Linked DNA regions of Homo sapiens: region 1 is linked to region 2. A link is a loop called in an ENCODE intact Hi-C map of the cell type or tissue named here. Cell type or tissue: mammary epithelial cell. All regions are shown on one strand. Each heading gives the region's core, and the rest is flanking DNA. Links, peaks and the distances in the headings are about the cores only.

Evidence for each region. Peaks named below come from ENCODE experiments on the same cell type or tissue, not always from the same donor. Only the 100,000 strongest peaks of a DNase experiment are listed, where the experiment ranks them.
Region 1: it touches region 2 in a loop (2.3-fold over the local background); 26 of 110 quality-filtered maps call a loop at or near these places.

The regions. Positions count from the first base shown.
Region 1 is chr22:19,563,250-19,572,976 of GRCh38, forward strand. It overlaps LINC00895 (long intergenic non-protein coding RNA 895), which reads right to left and starts at 3,590. Exons shown (of 1, transcript NR_024381.1): 1 at 2,881-3,590. RefSeq lists a silencer at 4,189-4,524. In mammary epithelial cell, for the core only: no CTCF peak of the experiment used is centred there; DNase peaks (open chromatin) are centred at 2,842, 5,512 and 5,862; H3K27ac peaks cover 1,335 bases.
Region 2 is chr22:19,506,640-19,515,646 of GRCh38, forward strand. It overlaps CDC45 (cell division cycle 45), which reads left to right. Exons shown (of 19, transcript NM_003504.5): 11 at 747-878; 12 at 1,127-1,225; 13 at 1,891-2,052; 14 at 8,110-8,248; 15 at 8,326-8,409. Among named protein-coding and RNA genes, the nearest start is that of CLDN5, 13 kb to the right of the region's middle. RefSeq lists enhancers at 1-233, 7,844-8,344, 8,345-8,845. In mammary epithelial cell, for the core only: a CTCF peak has its summit at 4,475; a DNase peak (open chromatin) is centred at 4,442; H3K27ac peaks cover 811 bases.

The DNA.
Region 1 (9,727 bases), core at 843-8,842, 57 kb after region 2:
CTTCTCCTGCTGAGCCTGACAAATGTGAGACTCCTTCTTGCTGTGTGCAGCAGCAGTCTGTTCCTTTATTCTGCCAAGTGTTATTCCACTGTATGGATCTACCTGTTCCACTTTTTGTTTGTTTGTTTGAGACGGAGTCTCGCTCTGTCACCCAGGCTGGAGTACAGTGGTGCAATCTTGGCTCACTGCAACCTCTGTCTCCTCGGTTCAAGCGATTCTCTTGCCTCAGCCTCCTGAGTATCTTGGATTACAGGCATGCACCACCATGCCCGGCTAATTTTTGTATTTTTAGTAGAGACGGGTTTCACCATGTTGGTCAGGCTGGTCTCGAACTCCTGACCTCAGGTGATCTGCCCGCCTTGGCCTCCCAAAGTGCTGGGATTACAGGCATGAGCCACTGTGCCCGGCCTCCACTTTTTGACTATTATTCATAATGCTTCTATGAACATTTTGCTATAGGTAAGTCTTGTGGTGACATGTTTCTATGTCTCTGGGCTAAGTACCTAGCAGTAGGATTGCTGAGCTGAATGGTTAAGCGGTTACAACTTCATGAGAAATTACCAAAATGTTTTCCAAATTGGCCTAATCATTTTGCATTCATTCCTACCTGCTATATGTGAGAATTCTAGTTGCTCCACATCTTCATCAACACTTGCTACTGTTAGTCTTTTTAATTTGGGTCATTCAAGTGGACATGTACTGGTTTAGTGATGTCTCACTGGTGGTTTTGTGTTTCTCTAACAACAGATGATGGCCAAGCATCCTTCAGGTACTTATGTGTCATCTGTATTGTATTTCTTCTTTGGTGAAATATTATTTTGTTTGTAAATCAATCAATCAATCTACCTATCTGTCTATCTATCTATCTATCTACTGAGACAGGGTCTCACTTTGTCACTCAGCTGGAGTGCAGTGGTGCAATCACAGCTCACTGCAACCTTTACCTCCTGGACTCAGGCGACTCTCCCACTTCAGCCTCCTGAGCAGCTGGGACTACAGGCATGCACCACCACACCTGGCTAACTTGTTTTTTTTTTTGTAGAGATGGGGTTTTGCCATGTTACCCAAGCTGGTCTCAAACTCCTGGGCTCAAGCGATCTGCCCACCTCGGCCTCCCAAAATGCTAAGATACTGCATTCAGCCTGTTTGCAATTTTCTTATAGAGCCAAATGAGTTCTTTATGTATTCTGAGTAGAAATACTTTATGAGATATGTGTTTAGATATTCTCCTAGTCTGTAGCTTGTCTTTCATTGTCTAAATGAGGTCTTATTAAAAATTAATTTTCTCTGGGTTTATTGAAGTATAATTTACATTTAATAACACTCACCCTTTTTAGGCAGAGTTCTGCGAATTCTACCACTACAATCAAGATATAGAATTTTCCCATCACCCTCCCAAAATTTCCCTATACCCTCTTCTAGTCAATCCCCTCCCCTCAAATGCAACCCCTGGCAACCAACCACTGGTCTAATAGTGTCTTTTGAAGTGGTCAAAGTTTAAAATTTGATGCAGTATGATTAATCAATTTTTAAAATTATGTGTCTTAGTCTGTTTGTGCTGCTATAACAAAATACCTGAAACTGGATAATTTGTAAACAGCAAATTCATCACTTACAGTTATAGAGGCTGGGAAGTCCAAGATCAAGGCACCTGCAGGTTTGGTGTCCAGTGATGGCTCGCTCTCTGCTTCCAAGATGGTGCCTTGTTGTGTCCTCTTGAGGAAATGAACACTGTGTACTCACGGTGAAAGAGATGGAAAGGCATAAAAGGGCTAGCTGGTTCCTTTGGGCCCTTTTATAAGGGCACTAATCTATTCATGAAGTTGGAGTCCTCATGATCTAATCCCTCCCTAAAGTGTTAAAATCAGGTAACTTAAGTTCTCCAACTAGCTGTTTTTGATCTCTGTGAGGCCAGTCTGTACACTAACCTTTTTTTTTTTTTTTTTTTTTTTTGAGACGGAGTCTCGCTCTGTCACCCAGGCTGGAGTGCAGTGGTGTGATCTCGGCTCACTGCAACCTCTGCCTCCTGGGTTCAAGCAATTCTCCTGCCTCAGCCTCCTGAGTAGATGGGATTACAGGCAAGTGCCACCACGCCTGGCTAATTTTTGTATTTTTAGTAGAGACGGGGTTCTACCATGTTGGTCAGGCTGGTCTCGAACTCCTGACCTCGTAATCTGCCCGCCTTGGCCTCCTGAAGTGTTGGGATTACAGGCATGAGCCACCGCGCCCAGCCCCACTGACCTTCTTTCATGGGGAGTTCATGTAAGTTTTTCCAAAGGCTCTGCAGGGTATCTTCAGTATAGAGTGTTCTGATATGGGAAACGAGCTCTAGCTCAACCTCCTTCACTCCCAACTCCAACTAGCTTTGCCATCAGTGTTACTCCCTATTGCTGTTTGCTCCACAGCCTCTTGCCTAGTGGATGTGGTCTGGCATTGGACAGCACAAGCAATGACAGGGAAGCCCCCTGAAGACCCTTGCCCAGAGGTCTCTGAGTTTTCTAGATTTCTTCAAAGCCAGGTATAAAGGCAGTCTAGCAAGCTCACACTGTCCAAGCAGACATCCAATCAGGGAAGATGCCAGCCTCTCTTTTTTAGGCATCTGAAGTCATTATGGTAACTCTCTTTGAGCTACACCCTGTTGGCTTTAGTAATAGCACCGCACCCTCCCTATTTCTGCACCCAGGAAGCTGCTTAGGGAAACTCTTACCCTTCCTCCCGCCCCATCCCTCCCCCGTTGTCCAGTTATGTAAGCCTGAGGGTAGGGTGGTGGTGGTTCAGAATGGCAGGGCTGGCTCTTCAGCCCTCTAACAATAAGCTCTGGGTGCTGCCATGTTGTGCTGCCTTTACAGTGTGGGATACTGAATGCCTCTGGGTACTCACCTTTGTGCCCTGACTCACTAATTCCAGGGTAACAGGAAAAGGCTCATTAAACGTCCCGTTACACACAGCTCTAATAAAAACAGCAATAATAACATCAAAACACTCACATAGTGCTTGCCAGGCACCAGTCTCTTTCTCTACTTATGTTAACTCATTTCCTCTTCACAACAACCCACCCCATTAAGCAGGATCAGTAACCCCTTTGCACAGCTGAGGAAACTGAGACATAGAGGAGGTAAACTGCCCAAGGTCACAGGGACAGAGAGCCAGAGAGCTGCAATCCAATCGAGGGAGTTTGGCTGGAGTCCACGCTGCGCTGCTTTCCACATAGGAGAGGCAGAGAAAAGCTGCACCTGCAAGAGCGATGGTTTCGGCTGCGTATTTGGAATAACGAAGTCAGCGGTCAGGAGCAAGGAGAAGGCACACATCTCGGGCCTCATTTCTGTCCCCGAGCGCTCCCCCACACTGCGAGATCATGGCGGTGGAGGGGAGTCCCGCATCCTGACCCCCGGCCGCCGCGCACTGGGGGGCCCTCAACCTCTGGGTTACTTGGGGGCACGCAGTAGCCACCCACGGGGCAGAAAAGACGGGGGCGGTCAACTTTCTCCACTCCAGCCGCCTGGGGTCCCGCCATCCCTCAGCCAGGACGCTTGGCAGCCGCCTCTAGGCTAGGTGGCCACGAGTTGCGTGCGAGAGCGAGGGCTGCGCATGTGCGAGGCGTGCGTGGTGCGTGTGTGGCGCCGCGGGCTTCCGCTCCGACGTGGGGATCACTAGACAGCAACTGCCCCCCAAGTTCTCGTATCAGCTGCGGGAAGGAGAGAATGGTTCTAGTCAACCGAGAGTGGAAGGAGACCAAATTTCAGCAAATGCACGGACTTGAGTCCTCATGAGCAGGGTGGCCATGGTGCGGAAGCAGCTGGCACGGCCCCCTCAACCCCGGACCCCTGGGGTCCTCACTGCCGACCCGCGCATTCAGTGCTGCGCATAAATAAGATTTCCAATTAGAAGGCCTAGGTCCCAGCTCTGCCCCACAGCGTGGCTTTGGGCCAGGCACGTCATAGCCCTGGAACTCTTTCTTCCCATTGTTGAGATGAAGAGGGTGCACGATATGTTCGACGCAGCAAGGTTAAATGGAAGGAAACGGGGCGGCCGCTTAATGACTGGTTGCACGCGCTTGCGTTGGGTGCTGCAGCCTGGTGCCAGGAAGGTGGGGCAGGGACCTTGTGGTGTAAGGAGTGGCGGTGAAAGTGCCTGGGGTCAGAGAGGAGAGGCAGGGGATGAGTTCTGAGTGGGAGGAGGGGGCAGCTCAGGTTTCGTCAAGTAGATGACCTCTGAACCAGAACTTGAAGGATAAGACGGGAGATGGCCGAGACGAGAGATGGCCCTAGGAGCATCCTGGCACAGCAGGTGCCTGAAAGCCTGCATAGGGCATAGATGTGTCTAGAGAGTTCTGGGAATGATCGCTAGAGCGGTGTTGGGCTCGTAGGGAGGCAAGAGGTGGGCTTGGAGCGGGAGGTGGGAAAGGCATGGGGAGTGTCTTGAAAGCCCCCTTCATCTGCAGGTCCTGAAACGCTGCAGAGGGTCTTTAGGCGTGGAATTTACATAAGATGTGTGTTTCAGTAAAGTGACTTACAGGAACCAGACAGGAATTGTAATTATACAAAGGGGATTTCGGAGGAAGGAAGTTAGTCTCAGTCCAGGGAATAATGAGGGCCTGAGCTCAGGAGTGCAGTGGGGAGGGAGAAAGAAGGATTCCAGAGAGATTTTGGGCAGAGTAATTGACAGGCTCCCGATTAGAGCAGAAACTAAGATGATGCCTAGGTTTGGAAAACTGGGTGAATTGAATCATTAAGACACTGAAGTGTCCACCAAGTGCAGACCTTGTGCCAGGCACTCAGCATCCAAAGATCAAAAAAGACCTAGTCTCTGCCCTCAGGTGCTTCTACTTGAATAGGGCAGGTGGACACATAACTAGGTAATTGTATCTATACCCTGTGATGTTGAGGATTACAGCTGTCCCTGCCTGACCTGGACCTAGGGGTGAGGGCAGGGGGGCTTCCTAGAGAAGTGGGACCTGAGCTTGGCAGAAATGGGAGTTCACAGGCAGTGTGAGATGGGTCCCCTAGGTACAGTAGGAACGCAAGCAGGAAGGCCAGGGAGTTTGTGATGTGTTTGGAGAACTAGAAGCAGATGCTGGAGTGTAAAACCGGAGCTTGACTTTTATTCTCTAGAGGGTGGGGAGCCATTGCAGAGCCTTAGGCAGAGAAGGGCCTGGTCAGATTTGGGTTTAGGGCAGCTTGCCCTGGTGCCTCGTGGAGAACGGTTGTAAAGGCGAGAAGCTAGGAGCGAGAGGTGGCTGTAGGAAGTGCTGGTGAAAGAGAGTGGAAGCTGGAGCTGACACAGGGAGTTCAGGAAGGAGAGTGGGCTGGGGGATGGTGGGGTGGGGAAGTGCAGGATGAGGAGGGAGGGCTGAGGTGAGGTCAGTGCTGCACACCAGGTGCATGAGGCCTGGGGAGCATCTCCATGGAGGTACCTAATGGCAATTTACTAGCCAAGTCATCTTGACCAGTTCACTTAGCCTTGGCGATTTGCCTCATATTGCAGAATGTGGATGACAAGACCTACCTCATAATGTTGGAGTGATTCACTCAACGAGTATTTACTGAGTATCTGTTGGTGTTCTGGGTGCCAGGGATTCAGCTGGATGGCCTCAGCAGAAAATACACAGGAAATATGGGTTGAGCTAAAAATCAAGGGCCCAATTAGAACAGATTTGACTATCATCCATATTAACACTCCCAGAAAAGAGGGAGATGAGCAGAGAGAGAGAGAGAGAGACTTTTCCAGTTGCAAGGCAAGAGTAGGCTGCAGGGTCACCTTGTGCTGGCTGGCAGGAGCCAGGGGCTGGCATGTATCCTGTTTGGCCAAACCATCATTAAGTGGCAGTTCGAGAATAGGCCCTCTAAGCTCTTGCACTGGTGTCATAACATCTGGGGATTTCCTGTGTGTCAGTGTTTGTGTGGATAGAGGGAGCTGGTGGTAAGTGTTCAGCCAGGTGCATCCAAGATCCCAGGGTCTCATGGGAGGACCCAGGGCTGGAACTGGCCTCCTCATACCGCTGTACAGCTCTGCCTGGAGCCTGGAGCCTCCTCCTCTGCTGAGTGGTGCTCTCAGCACAAAATGAGTGTTATCAAAGGGGCATATATTCTGCACTCACTAGCTGCACAAGAGAAGAACAGCGGTTGTTGGTATGCCTTATAACTACTCTTCAGAATACACACCCCTTTGACAACATTCACTTTGTTCTCAACCATAAACAACCACACCCCTTGTTTATGGTTGAGAAGATGAAGGCCTGGTGGAATTAGCTTCTTGCCAGAGACTACACTGTGGCCAGAAGGACTCTGCCTTTTCCTTGGCTATCTGAGCTTCATCTCAGAGGTGTTTAATTGCTCCAGCCAGATCCATGTGAATAGCAAATTAAGCCCACACAGTGGCTCATGCCTGTAATCCCAGCACTTTGGGAGGCCGAGGTAGGCGGATCACTTGAGGTCAGGAGTTTGAGACTAGCCTGGCCAATATATGAAACCCTGTCTCTACTAAAAACACAAAAAAATTAGCCAGGTGTGGTGGCACACGCCAGTAGTCCCAGCTACTGAAGCGGAAGCTACATCGAGTTGAGATCGTGCCACTGCACTCCAGCCTAGGTCACAGAGCGAGACTCCATCTTAATAAATAAATAGCAAATTAATGTTTTAAGTGAAGTAACAATAACGGTTTACTCTGATTTAATTTACAAATAAACATGGAGTTTTTGTTTATAAATTTTCACCAAATTTAAAATCTTCAAAGGCTAATTAAAATAGTTAATATTTATTGAGTGCTTCATATGTATTTTCTCATTTGATTTTCACAACATCCCCATGAGTTAGATATGATTATCATTGCCATTTTACTGAAAGTAAGGTTGGAGCAAGGTGGAGTAGGATGGAGTAAGGATGAGGTTAAGGGTGGAGTAAGGTTGGTATACGGTGGCTAAAGTTGGGGTAAGGTAAAATAAGGTTAGGGTAAGGTGGGATAAGGTTGAGGTAAGGCGGAGTAAGGTTGGGGTAAGGTGGGCTAAGATGAAGTAAGGTTTGGCAAAGTTGGGGTAAGGTTGGAGTAAGATGAGTAAGGGGGTAAGGTTGGAGTAAGCTTGGGGTAAAGTGGGGGTAAGCTTGGGGTAAGGTTGGAGTAAGGTTGGGGTAAAGTTGGAGTAAGGATGGGGTAAGGTGGGGTAAGGCTGGGATAAGATAGAGCAAGGTTGGGGTAAAGTGGGGTAATGTGGGGTAAGGCTGGGATAAGATAGAGAAAGGTTGGGGTAAAGTTGGAGTAAGGATGGGGTAAGGTGGGGTAAGGCTGGGATAAGATAGAGCAAGGTTGGGGTAAAGTGGGGTAAGCTTGGGGTAAGGTTGGAGTAAGGTTGGGGTAAAGTTGGAGTAAGGATGGGGTAAGGTGGGGTAAGGCTGGGATAAGATAGAGCAAGGTTGGGGTAAAGTGGGGTAATGTGGGGTAAGGCTGGGATAAGATAGAGAAAGGTTGGGGTAAAGTTGGAGTAAGGATGGGGTAAGGTGGGGTAAGGCTGGGATAAGATAGAGCAAGGTTGGGGTAAAGTGGGGTAAGGTGGGATAATGCTGGGATAAGATAGAACAAGGTTGGGGTAAAGTGGGGTAAGGTTGGGGTAGGGTGGCCTACAGTTGGAGTAAGGTGAGGTAAAGTTAGGGTAAGGCTGGGGTAAGGTGGAGGGTAACTTTTCAGATGTGATACTGTTTTTGCACGCCTTATCTTTCCCTTCTTGCTGCTCAGTTAGGAGCAGCTTTTCTCCTCAATTTAACTGAAGTGAGCATTTGCTGGAGAAGTTGAGGGAACACGCACATTGTGCAGCCCTGTTTGTCTGAGCTGAGGCTTGTGTTTGTCCTAGGAAGGGCCATTTGGGAGCTGTTTGAGATGGCATCTCACAGCGAGCAGAGGAGGGCACAGTCAGGGTGGTGATTGGGGTGAAAACTCTGCTCATGAAGAATGATTTGGTATGTGCACAGATGATAGCTTTTCTAAATCCTATTTTGTTTTTCTGAAAAATAAGTGACAGTAACCTGAACACCTTTGAGTTTCTCCAATGCTGGCTTAGTCTGAGGCTGGGGCCTGCCTGCCATCCCTTTCCCTCTCTCACTGAGTGGCTGCTGCTTGCCCGTCTCTGACCTTTGAGAGTCTCAGGTCTGATGGTGGTGGAGATGGAGCACAGGTGACTGATTCGGGGGACTCGGAGACACACCCCTTGGAGGAGGGACAGGGAGGGTTGGAGGTAGCTGGTTTCATGTGGGCAGAACACAGGACATAGACATCCTCTGTCAACGTTGGTCTTCTCTGTAGTATTTTGTGCAGGGTCCTGGTCAGTAAATCTGGCCAAGTGAGTCATCTGAAAGCAGTCATGTGATCTGTGTTGATAAGTGGATAAAGCATTGGCTTTCATCACTCTCTGGATTTGTTAGTGAACTTTAAAAAAGAAACCTTTCTTGTGCTTTTAAATAATGACTGTGTTTTTTAATCTTACCATTTAAATCTAGTTTTCCTGAAGATGCCTGTGTGCCTTTGGCCAACAGGATCTTTGTCCGAGGTGACAATGAAGATAGTATACCATGAGCCCATACTGCCTGCAGAGTCGTGGCTGCCAAAATTAACAGCTGTGGAATTATTTGTGACCCTGTTAAGGATAAACATATTTGTCCCTTTTCATTTTATGATCAGCAACTGCTAAAGTTCTTACTTGTAATTGCAATTTACTGCCCTCACTGTATTGCTTAGTTTAGAGGTGGACACAGAAAGAATGGAACATTTGTTTTCTTTTGGGTCTGAGCTATGAATTTGGGCCGCATTATCATGCAGGCCTTGGCCCCTCTGTCTCTGCAAGATTGGGCTTTCCTGTTTTTGTCATTCTCAGCTTACTTCGCAGGCATGCTTTGTGTAGAGGAGAAAAATACCCTCCAAAGAACCTCCCAAGGAGGTTACCAGGTACACGGTTCAGCCAAGTGGGTGACTCAATGGGATGCATCTCTTTGTGTTTGTCAGGGCCGGGAAGGGTGTGACAGCATGTGGGGAGAGACTCAGTTCCCAGCCAAATAACTTTACCACCTGAGCTATGAGGCAGTTCCTGCACATCACCACTCCAGCAGGGTCCAGCCTTGCTGCGGCAGAAAGCGAGTGTGTGGGAAAGCAAATGGCTCCACACGACGCTTGCAGTGTTCAGAGGGATGAGTATGAATTGTGTGTATCTCAGGGACCCCTTTGACCCATGAATACATGTATAGAGTATTCTCTATTATGTGGGTGAAGTGTATCTACTTACATACTTAAGTATTTGTGAGTAAAACGAGAAAAAAAAAAGATGTGAAGGATGGATAGAGAAAATAAAACAGCAGGAGGCTGGTAGTTCCTGAGGCTGGATGCTGGGCACATGGGCATCCATTCTACTCTTCTCTCTATACTTCTGTGTATATTTGAACATTTTCAAAATAAGAGGTTTTATTTTGTTTTTTGATTTTTTTTTTAGATGGAGTCTCACTCTGTCGCCAGGCTGGAGTGCAGTGGTATGATATAGGCTTACTGCAACCTCCGCCTGCTGGGTTCAAGCAATTCTCCTGCCTCAGCCTCCCAAGTAGCTGGGACTACAGGTGCGTGCCATCATGCCCAACTAATTTTTTTTGTATTTTTAGTAGAGACGGGGTGTCACCGTGTTGGCCAGGATGGTCTCCATCTCTTGACCTTGTGATCCACCCGCCTTGGCCTCCCAAAGTGCTGGGATTACAGGCGT
Region 2 (9,007 bases), core at 143-8,142:
AAAGGGCTGAGGAGGTCGGGCGCTGTGGCTCACGCCTGTAATCCCAGCACTCTGGGAGGCCAAGGCAAGTGGATCATGAGGTCAGGAGATCGAGACCATCCTGGCTAACACGGTGAAACCTCGTTTCTACGAAAAATACAAAAAATCAGCCAGGCATGGTGGCGGGTGCCTATAGTCCCAGCTATTCGGGAGGCTGAGGCAGGAGAATGGCGTGAATCCAGAAGGTGGAGCTTGCAGCGAGCCGAGATCGTGCCACTGCACTCCAGCCTGGGCGACAGAGCGAGACTCCGTCTCAAAAAAAAAAAACGAAAAAAGGGCTGAGGATGGGGGCGCTTCGTGGATGGGGTCCCAGTGGAGGGCTCTCCGGAGGAATGGGTTGTAGGGAGGGCTGGGCTAGGTGGAGCAGGAGGTGCAGGACGACAAGCTGGTGACGCCCAGCCTCCTACGTCATGTGTGGCCATGACTGCTCCATGTGACCACAGCACCTGGACTTTGCAGACCCCTGTGCTCCAGATTCTCTGCCTGTCAGACGGATGGTGGTCTATGCCTGTCACTTCACAGGCTCTCTGTATGGGTCAGCTTAAGCTAAGAAGGTCAAAGGGCTCCAGGTCACTCTTGGGATACCTGGTTTTGCAGGCAGGCCTGGTGAGAAAGGGCCCCGCCATCAGAGTGGCCCACCTGCTGGAGTTACGAGAGTGCTCAGGGCGGCCAGTGGGTGCTTGCATGCTCCTTGACTGCAGGCCCAGCCTCCGCCTGGTGCTCTACCAGCACTGGTCCCTCCATGACAGCCTGTGCAACACCAGCTATACCGCAGCCAGGTTCAAGCTGTGGTCTGTGCATGGACAGAAGCGGCTCCAGGAGTTCCTTGCAGACATGGGGTGAGTGACTGCCTGGGCCTCTGCAGTGCCAGCCCTGGCCACCCCCAAGGGAAAAGCCCCTCTGCTTTGTTGTGACCAACTTAGTTATAAAATGCAGCCTGTTCTGCCATAAGCTCCTTGCCCTAGATCCCAGAATATCTTCTGAATGCTGGTGCGGGGACATCCTCGCTTGCCCTTGGTTTGGGTTTCTTTCCACCCTGTCGGTGTGTGGTGACCTCACTCATGTGGCTTGGGCTTGCTCTTTCCAGTCTTCCCCTGAAGCAGGTGAAGCAGAAGTTCCAGGCCATGGACATCTCCTTGAAGGAGAATTTGCGGGAAATGATTGAAGAGTCTGCAAATAAATTTGGGTAAACACACATTTTTCTGGATTTATCTTCATTACATCCAGGTTCATTAAAGTGAAGGGTTCTACTTTAACTGTGCTCCTAAAATAATGCAAAAAAAACCAACGTGCTCCTAAAATAATGCAAAAAAAACAACAACCCGAGAATGTACAAATGAGTGTTATCTGAGTCTGGCCATTCCTGAAGTCTTGAGTTCTTTTTGGGTTAAAAATAAGACTTCTTCAAGCTTGTGAGGTTTAGGATCCTAGGATCCTTGGATCCTAGGGCTGCTGTGGGACCTGTGAGGTCGACCCCAGTCTGTTTCACTGGAGACAGCAAATGGGCCACAGGGCCAGGTTCAGGTGAACTCTGCCCGACCAAGTCCATGGGCACTCCTGGAGGCCCCTGGCTTCTCCCACCCCAGCCAGCTGGCATGCTAAGGTGTGAGAGAGGACCCCACACACCCCCTAAGCCAGCCATAAAGCTGTTGACAAGAAGGCACCCGGCCACTCTGGGCTGCAGGGCTGGTATGTCTGGACGTTCTGACCTGCCTCATCCTCTGAGCAGCATGGCTGTGCTGGAAGCATTGACTTGGGCCTGTGAGGGACATTAGCACATCTGTTGGCCTGCCTGGCAGTGAGAGCTTGCCCACAATTTGAGGGTGACAGCTGTGTTTGCTCCCATGACAGGATGAAGGACATGCGCGTGCAGACTTTCAGCATTCATTTTGGGTTCAAGCACAAGTTTCTGGCCAGCGACGTGGTCTTTGCCACCATGTCTTTGATGGAGAGCCCCGAGAAGGATGGCTCAGGGACAGATCACTTCATCCAGGCTCTGGACAGCCTCTCCAGGTAGCAGGAGGGCTGTGGGTTTGCCTCATGGGGCCACCACTGGTTCTCACACTGCCCAGGGAGGTCAGTTACGGGGACCCCAGGGCTGTGGGAGTGACTGTGTCCTGCAGAAACTGCTTGGGTGAACTGGAATCACAGTGCCAGTGTGGTGTGCACCTGACACATTACCTGCCCCTCTTCAGTATTTGTCACTTTCTCTTGAATCTTTTTTGGCTTTTTTTTCTTTTTGATTTTTAAAATTTTCTCTTTTTTTACCTTTTGTATCTCTTAACAAAAGGCATTATTTGTTATGTATATTCGTTCTTGTGTTTAATCTTATAGTTGTCATTTCTCAATTTTTTAATTTTCCAATTCTTTCTTATCTCACTTCCTGAGATGTCCTATATTTTTCCATGTCTTTTCGCTTGTTTTGAAATGGAATGTGACAATTTGGATCTTTTTTTTAGCATGTCTGTCTAGTGTCAGACTAAAGACATCAGAGAAAAATATCTCCAAATACACTGAATTTATTTGGGAATTAGAAAAGAGGATTATAGTGTCTGCGATGCACAGCTATGGCAAGCCAAATATGCATCCAAAGAGAGGAGGCTAAGGGGACACTTTTATTGGCAAAAGGAGAAGTTCACGAAAGCTAGCTTGGAAACAATTCATTGGTTTCAGAGACTCAGAGCCAGAGTTGGCGTCAGTTCAGTGGTGAAGATGCATTACTGGGCAAGTGTTATATTTTAAGAGCATCTTATCTGAATTGTTGCAGTCCTAAAGAAGGGATTTCTTGTGGGGTTATTTAGAAAGTCTTTGAGTCTTTATTCCAGACATGCAAGCAGGAGCTCTCCTTGGTGCTTTCCCAGCTTTAATTTGTTTGGGCCTGTCAAAAAGTGATTTCATCCTGGGATCTGCAACTTTCACATTAGTGTACTTTCATTATCCAGAGAGGTGTTATTCTGTCCCTTATTCTCTTTTTTTCTAATAGTGACTTTGAGGGGATTTGACTTTGCTACTTCTCTCATGCTTTTTATGTATAAATTTCATTTCCCTGACTTTTTAGGAGGAGGAGGCATGATTCAGACAGCTTTTCTGGCTTCACAGAGCTGCCACTTCTGTTGCTTTTGTGCAGTGGTAAAGATGCATATGTATATATGGGGGCCTGCTTTCTGGGATTTCCTGGTTCTGCTCCCAAGCACACTTTTTTTTCCACTGCTTTATTGAGATACAATTTGCATGCCATACAATTCACCCATTTAAAATGTACAATGTGATGGCTTTTATTTATTTTATTGTTATTTTTTTAGAGACAGGGTCTCGCTCTGTTGCCCAGGGTGGAATGCAATGGCATGATCATAGCTCACAGCAGCCTTGACCTCCCAGTCTCAAGCAATCTTCCTACCTCAGCCTCTTGAGTAGCTGGGACAACAGGTGCATGCCACCACGCCTTGCTAATTTTAAAAATTTTTGTAAAGATGTATCACTATGTGGCCCAGACTGGTCTCAAATTCCTAGGCTCAAGCAATCCTTTCACCTCAGCCTCCCAAAGTGCTGGGAGGAACAGGCATGAGCCACTGTGCCCAGCCTGCAATGACTTTTAGTAGGTTGCAGTTAGGTTTTGCAAGGTTGTGCAGCAATCACCACTATCTAATTTTAGAGCATTTTTGTTGCCCCAGAGAGATCCTCCCAGCCTCTGGCAACCACCAGTCTCCCTTTTGTCTTTATGAATTGGCTGTTCTGAGCATTTCATACAAATGGGATCATATAAGATATGGTTCTTTGTGACCGGGTTCTTCACTTAGCATCATATTTGCAAGGCTCATCTATATTGTAGGATGTATCGGGATTATATGTCTTTTCCCTCGTCCGCCACCTGAGACAGAGTCTCACTCTCGCTCAGGCTGTAGTCCAGTGGCACGCTCTCGGCTCACTGCAACCTTCGCCTCCTGGGTTCAAGCAATTCTCCTGCCTCAGCCTACCGAGTAGCTGGGATTACAAACGCATGCCACCAAGCCTGGCTAATTTTTGTAGTTTTAATAGAGACGGGGTTTCACCGTGTTGTTCAGGCTGGTCTTGAACTCCTGACCTCTTGATCCACCTGCCTCGGCCTCCCAAAGTGCTGGGATTACAGGCATCAGCCACCATGCCCGGCCAGTGTCTTTTTATTATAAATAATATTCCATTGGATGGATATATTCTATTTCATTTATCCATTCATAAGTTGATGGGCATGTGGTTTGTTTCCACCTATTGACAATTATGACTAATGCTGCTGTGAACTTGCATGTACAAGTTTTTGTGTAGTCATGTCTTTGTTTCTTTTGGTTATATACCTACATGTGGAAATGCTGGGTGACATGGTAACACTAGGTTTCAAGGAACTGCCAGATTTTTGAGGAACTGCCAGACTTTTCCACAGCAGCTGCACCATTTTACATTCCCACCAGGAGGGAGGGTTTCAATTTCTTCACATCCTCACCGACACTTGTTATTGTCCATCTTTTGGATTACATTCATCCTAGTGAGTATGAAGTGGTATCTCGTTATGGTTTTGATTTGCATTTTACTGATGACTAATAGTGTTGAGCATCTTCTCATGTGCTTATTGGTCATTTGTGTATCTTGTTAGGAGAATTGTCTATTCAAGTCCTTTGTCTTTTTTTTTTTTTTTTTTTGAGACAGGGTGTCACTCTGTTGCTCAAGCTGGAGTGCAGTGGTGCAGTCATGGCTCACTGCAGCCTCAAACTCCTTGGCTCAAGCCATCCTCCCACCTCAGCCTCCTGAATAGGTGGGATTACAGGCATGAGCTACCACACCTGCTAATTTTTAAATTTTTAGTAGAGATGAGATCTTACCATGTTGCTCAGGCTGGTCTCAAACTCCTGGGCTCAAGCAGTCTTCCAGCCTTGGCCTCCCAAAGCACTGGGATTATAGGTATGAACCACCGTGCCCAGCCTAAAACTTTTATATATTCTACATACAAATCCCTTATCAGATAAGTAATTTGCAAGTATTTTCTCCCATTCTGTAGGCTGACTTTTCACTTTGGCAGTGTCCTGTGAAGTATAAGATTTGTTAATTTTGATGACATTTAAGTTACCTACTTTTTCTTTTGTTTCTTGTGCTTTTGGTGTCATATCTAAGAAACCATTGCCTAACCCAAGGTCATGAAGATTTCACATTATTTTTTCTACTAACACTTTAATAGTTTTAGCCCTTACATTAGGAGTATGATTCACTGGAGGTTTTTTTTTTTTTTTTTTTTGAGACAGGGTCTTACTCTGTCACTTAAGCTGGCATGCAGTGGCATGATTTCCACTCACTGCAACCTCTGCCTCCCAGGTAGCTGGGACTACAGGCATGTGCCACTGCACCTGGCTAATTTTTGTATTTTTTGTAGAGACATGTTGGTCAGGCTGGGCCCCTTACTCTTTACTATAGTCTCCTTACACTTCAGCAAGGCCCCTTGCTCTTTACCATGCCCCCTTATACTTTACCAGGCTCCCTTGCTGTTTAACAGGACCCCTTGCTCATTACCAGGACTCCTTGCACTCCAGGGAGGCTCCTTAAACTTTCCCTTGGCCCACTGCACTCACCTGCTCTTGCATAGGGCAAAACTCTCAGTTTGGGCCGCTGCTCTCCAGTTGCCTGGAGTTTTAAGTCTTCTTAGGTCTCACTACCTCTTGGCTTTCTCTCGCACTGATGTAGATAGTATACCTGTCTGGCTGTTCATGGTCTCTTTTTACCTGCTTACACTTTGGGGTTTGAAGTGTTCCCTTGTTCTCTTAATTTGTTGCAAATGTGGGTCCTAGGTTTTTGGTTTTGCAATCTAGTTGCTCTACTTTTATCTAGAAATTTGGGAAAATCCAAAAACTATTTTACCACTGTTGCTGCCATCATCCCAGCATTGATGGGTAGGCTTTAGACATTGTCTACCAACTTCCTGCTATGACAAAGGAGCATTTATCCCACTCTTGTCCACCTTCCCTCCTGTTGGTACAGTTTTGCCACTATTTTTAACTTCTTTGTAACTTTAACATATTTATGTCTTCTTTCATCACTAGTATCTCGTCTCCCTACTTTGTAAGAAAAGGATATTTAAAACACTCTTAGTCCATTTTGTGTTGCTATAAAGGAATACCTGAGGCTGAGTAATTTATAAAGAGAAAAGGTTTATTTGCCTCATAATTCTGATGGCTGGAATGCTCAAGATTGGGCATCTGCATCTGGTGAGGGCCTCAGGCTGCTTCCACTCATGGCAGAAGGGGAGCTGGTGGGTGCAGAGACCATGTGGCAATGGAGGAAGGAAGAGAGAGGAGGAAGGTACTAGGCTCTTTTTAACAACCGTCACGGGAACTAATAGAGTAAGAACTCACTTACACCCCCTAGCCCCAGGGAGAGCATTCATCTATTCATGAGGGGTCTGCACCCATGACCCAACACTTCCCACTAGACCCCACCTCGAAGATCTTGGATCAGATTTCAACATGAGGTTTTGAGGGGACAAATGTCCAAGGTGTAGAAACAGCCTTACTTTGCTCTTCAGTGCTGCTCAGTACTTTCTGAAATTTGTGCTTTTACGTTTTCAAGACTGATAACAATCTTGGGTTAGAGAAAAAGATATAAATTGTCTTATCTTTGGTTACAGGTTGATTTTAAAAGTTGAAAGTAAACAAATAGTTTTACTTTATTGTGCTAATAAACTATTCCAGAGACAATCATGTGTAGTAATAGATTACTATCTGGCACGGCTCTTTGTTTTTCCTGCTGTTTTTAATTGCCTCCTTTATCACATCCATTTTTTTCTCCTCCAAACTCCTTCCAGCTGTTTTTCTGTGAGCCCCTTTTTGCTGGAGAGTCTGGGGTTCTGTCTTCCCACCACAGCCTGGACCTACAGCTCTCTAGACCTGCTTTCCACTGTCCCCATGGATGTCCAAATCTTGGCTGTGCCTCTTAGTTTAGTCCAATGTTTCTTGGGATCTTCATCTTTGTTTCATTTACTCCCTCATTAAATTAGAGCACAGTTCTTAAGTAACATTCAAAGAAAGGGCGCATGTGAGATAAACTTTCTGAGTTCTTATATATCTGACAATATCTTTATTTTACTATTTCTTTACTATTCCCCCCACAGAAAACATCCGTGTTTTTTATTCTTGCTTTTCAGGCTTCCTGGAATGACGATGCTCTGTCTTATTTTTTTGCCTTACATTTTCCATAGCTTTGTCTTGTTATCTATGTTGAGGAAGTTTTTCTTGACTCCAGACTTGGAGTGGATGTTTTATCTTTTGCAACTGTTTTAATTTCCATCAACATTTCCTAGTTTTTAACTCTTCCTTTTTCATAGCATCCTGTTCTTGGTTTAGGAATGTAAGAGTTGCACACATCTCTCTGAAGATACTAATTAGAGTTCAGTTTAACTTTCTTTAGTTCTCCAAATTATCTGTTTCTTCAGGGTTATTTTTTTAGGCCATAGGCATTTCTCAAATGGTCTGATGTCTTTCATATTCAAGAACGGGATTGTGGACCCTTGGCTGGGCCATGGGTATCTGGGCACAGCTCACTGGTCATAAGACATCGTTTCACCTTAGCAGGCAGGAGCCAACTGTGACACTTTGGGACTCCCCACTGTAGGGCCCAGAGGCTTTGCTTGAGGATTCTACTTATTCACAGATGGTACATTTCATATACTCAGAGGGGAGCCTCCCTTTTTGTGGGGAAGAGTAAAAATCTATCTGTTGGGTTTGAGGGGATCCCTTGTCCAACCTCCAGCCCTTGCCCAAGCCTCCCCTGTGTCAGAGTCCTCCTGGGCCTTCAGGATCTTCCCTTTGTTGGCTTTTAGTTTCCTGTCTTCTGATACTTGCACCCGCTCCACCTCTCATTTGCATTACTGTGGGTTTATACATTTTAAAAAATTCTTTCCTTTCATGTGAAAGACAACTCAGGAGGGAAAGAAGATAAATTCTTACCCCCAAACCTCTTCCTGAACCAGGAACCAAGCAAACTATTTGTGACTTTGGTATTTTACCAAGAGTTCCTGACAAGCACCACCAAAGCCATGTGTCTGCCCTGTTACAGGAGTAACCTGGACAAGCTGTACCATGGCCTGGAACTCGCCAAGAAGCAGCTGCGAGCCACCCAGCAGACCATTGCCAGCTGCCTTTGCACCAACCTCGTCATCTCCCAGGGGCCTTTCCTGTACTGCTCTCTCATGGAGGTCAGGCTTCCCACAGAGCACAGGCGCCTGGTCACAGCACCAGTGGCTTCGTCTGACCATCTGTCTCGCCTCCGCAGGGCACTCCAGATGTCATGCTGTTCTCTAGGCCGGCATCCCTAAGCCTGCTCAGCAAACACCTGCTCAAGTCCTTTGTGTGTTCGGTGAGGGGCCAGGCGGGTGCTGTGGGTACAGGAGGGCAGGTGCTTGGAGAGCTCCCTGGATGGGGAGTTAGATGCTGGCCTTGGGGTGCCTGTGGCTGTTGACCAGCTGCAAGGTCTAGGCACATCCATTACTTTTTCTGAGCTGTCTTTTTCTCAGCTGACCCCTAGGAACCTTCCAGTTCTCTCAAGCTCTGATTCATCACTGGCTGTCTAAGTCACTCAGACAAGTAGGGAGGGGCCCTTGCAGAGTGAACAGGGCTGGGGCTTGTGTCCTATTGTTGCAGGTCAGGGAAAGCGGGATGGTTGTAGCACCGACTGGCTTCCCAGCAACAGCTTGTCCACTAAGCTGATTTCCTGTGCCTGGCTTTGTCTTCTGTGTGGCCTAACCCCCTCTTTGCGTTGGCGTGGAACACACTCCTAACTTGGCTGGCTTTAGGGCAGGGGTCCTCACCTAGCCGACATGGGGCTCCTCCCAGATGTGACATGTCAATAATTGAAGTCCTCCTCTGCTTCGAGGATGAGAGTTTATGCCGGGGGCTATTTCAAACAAAATGTGCTAACAGGAAGTTGAACTTTTCTTTTGCCGCTGAACTAACCA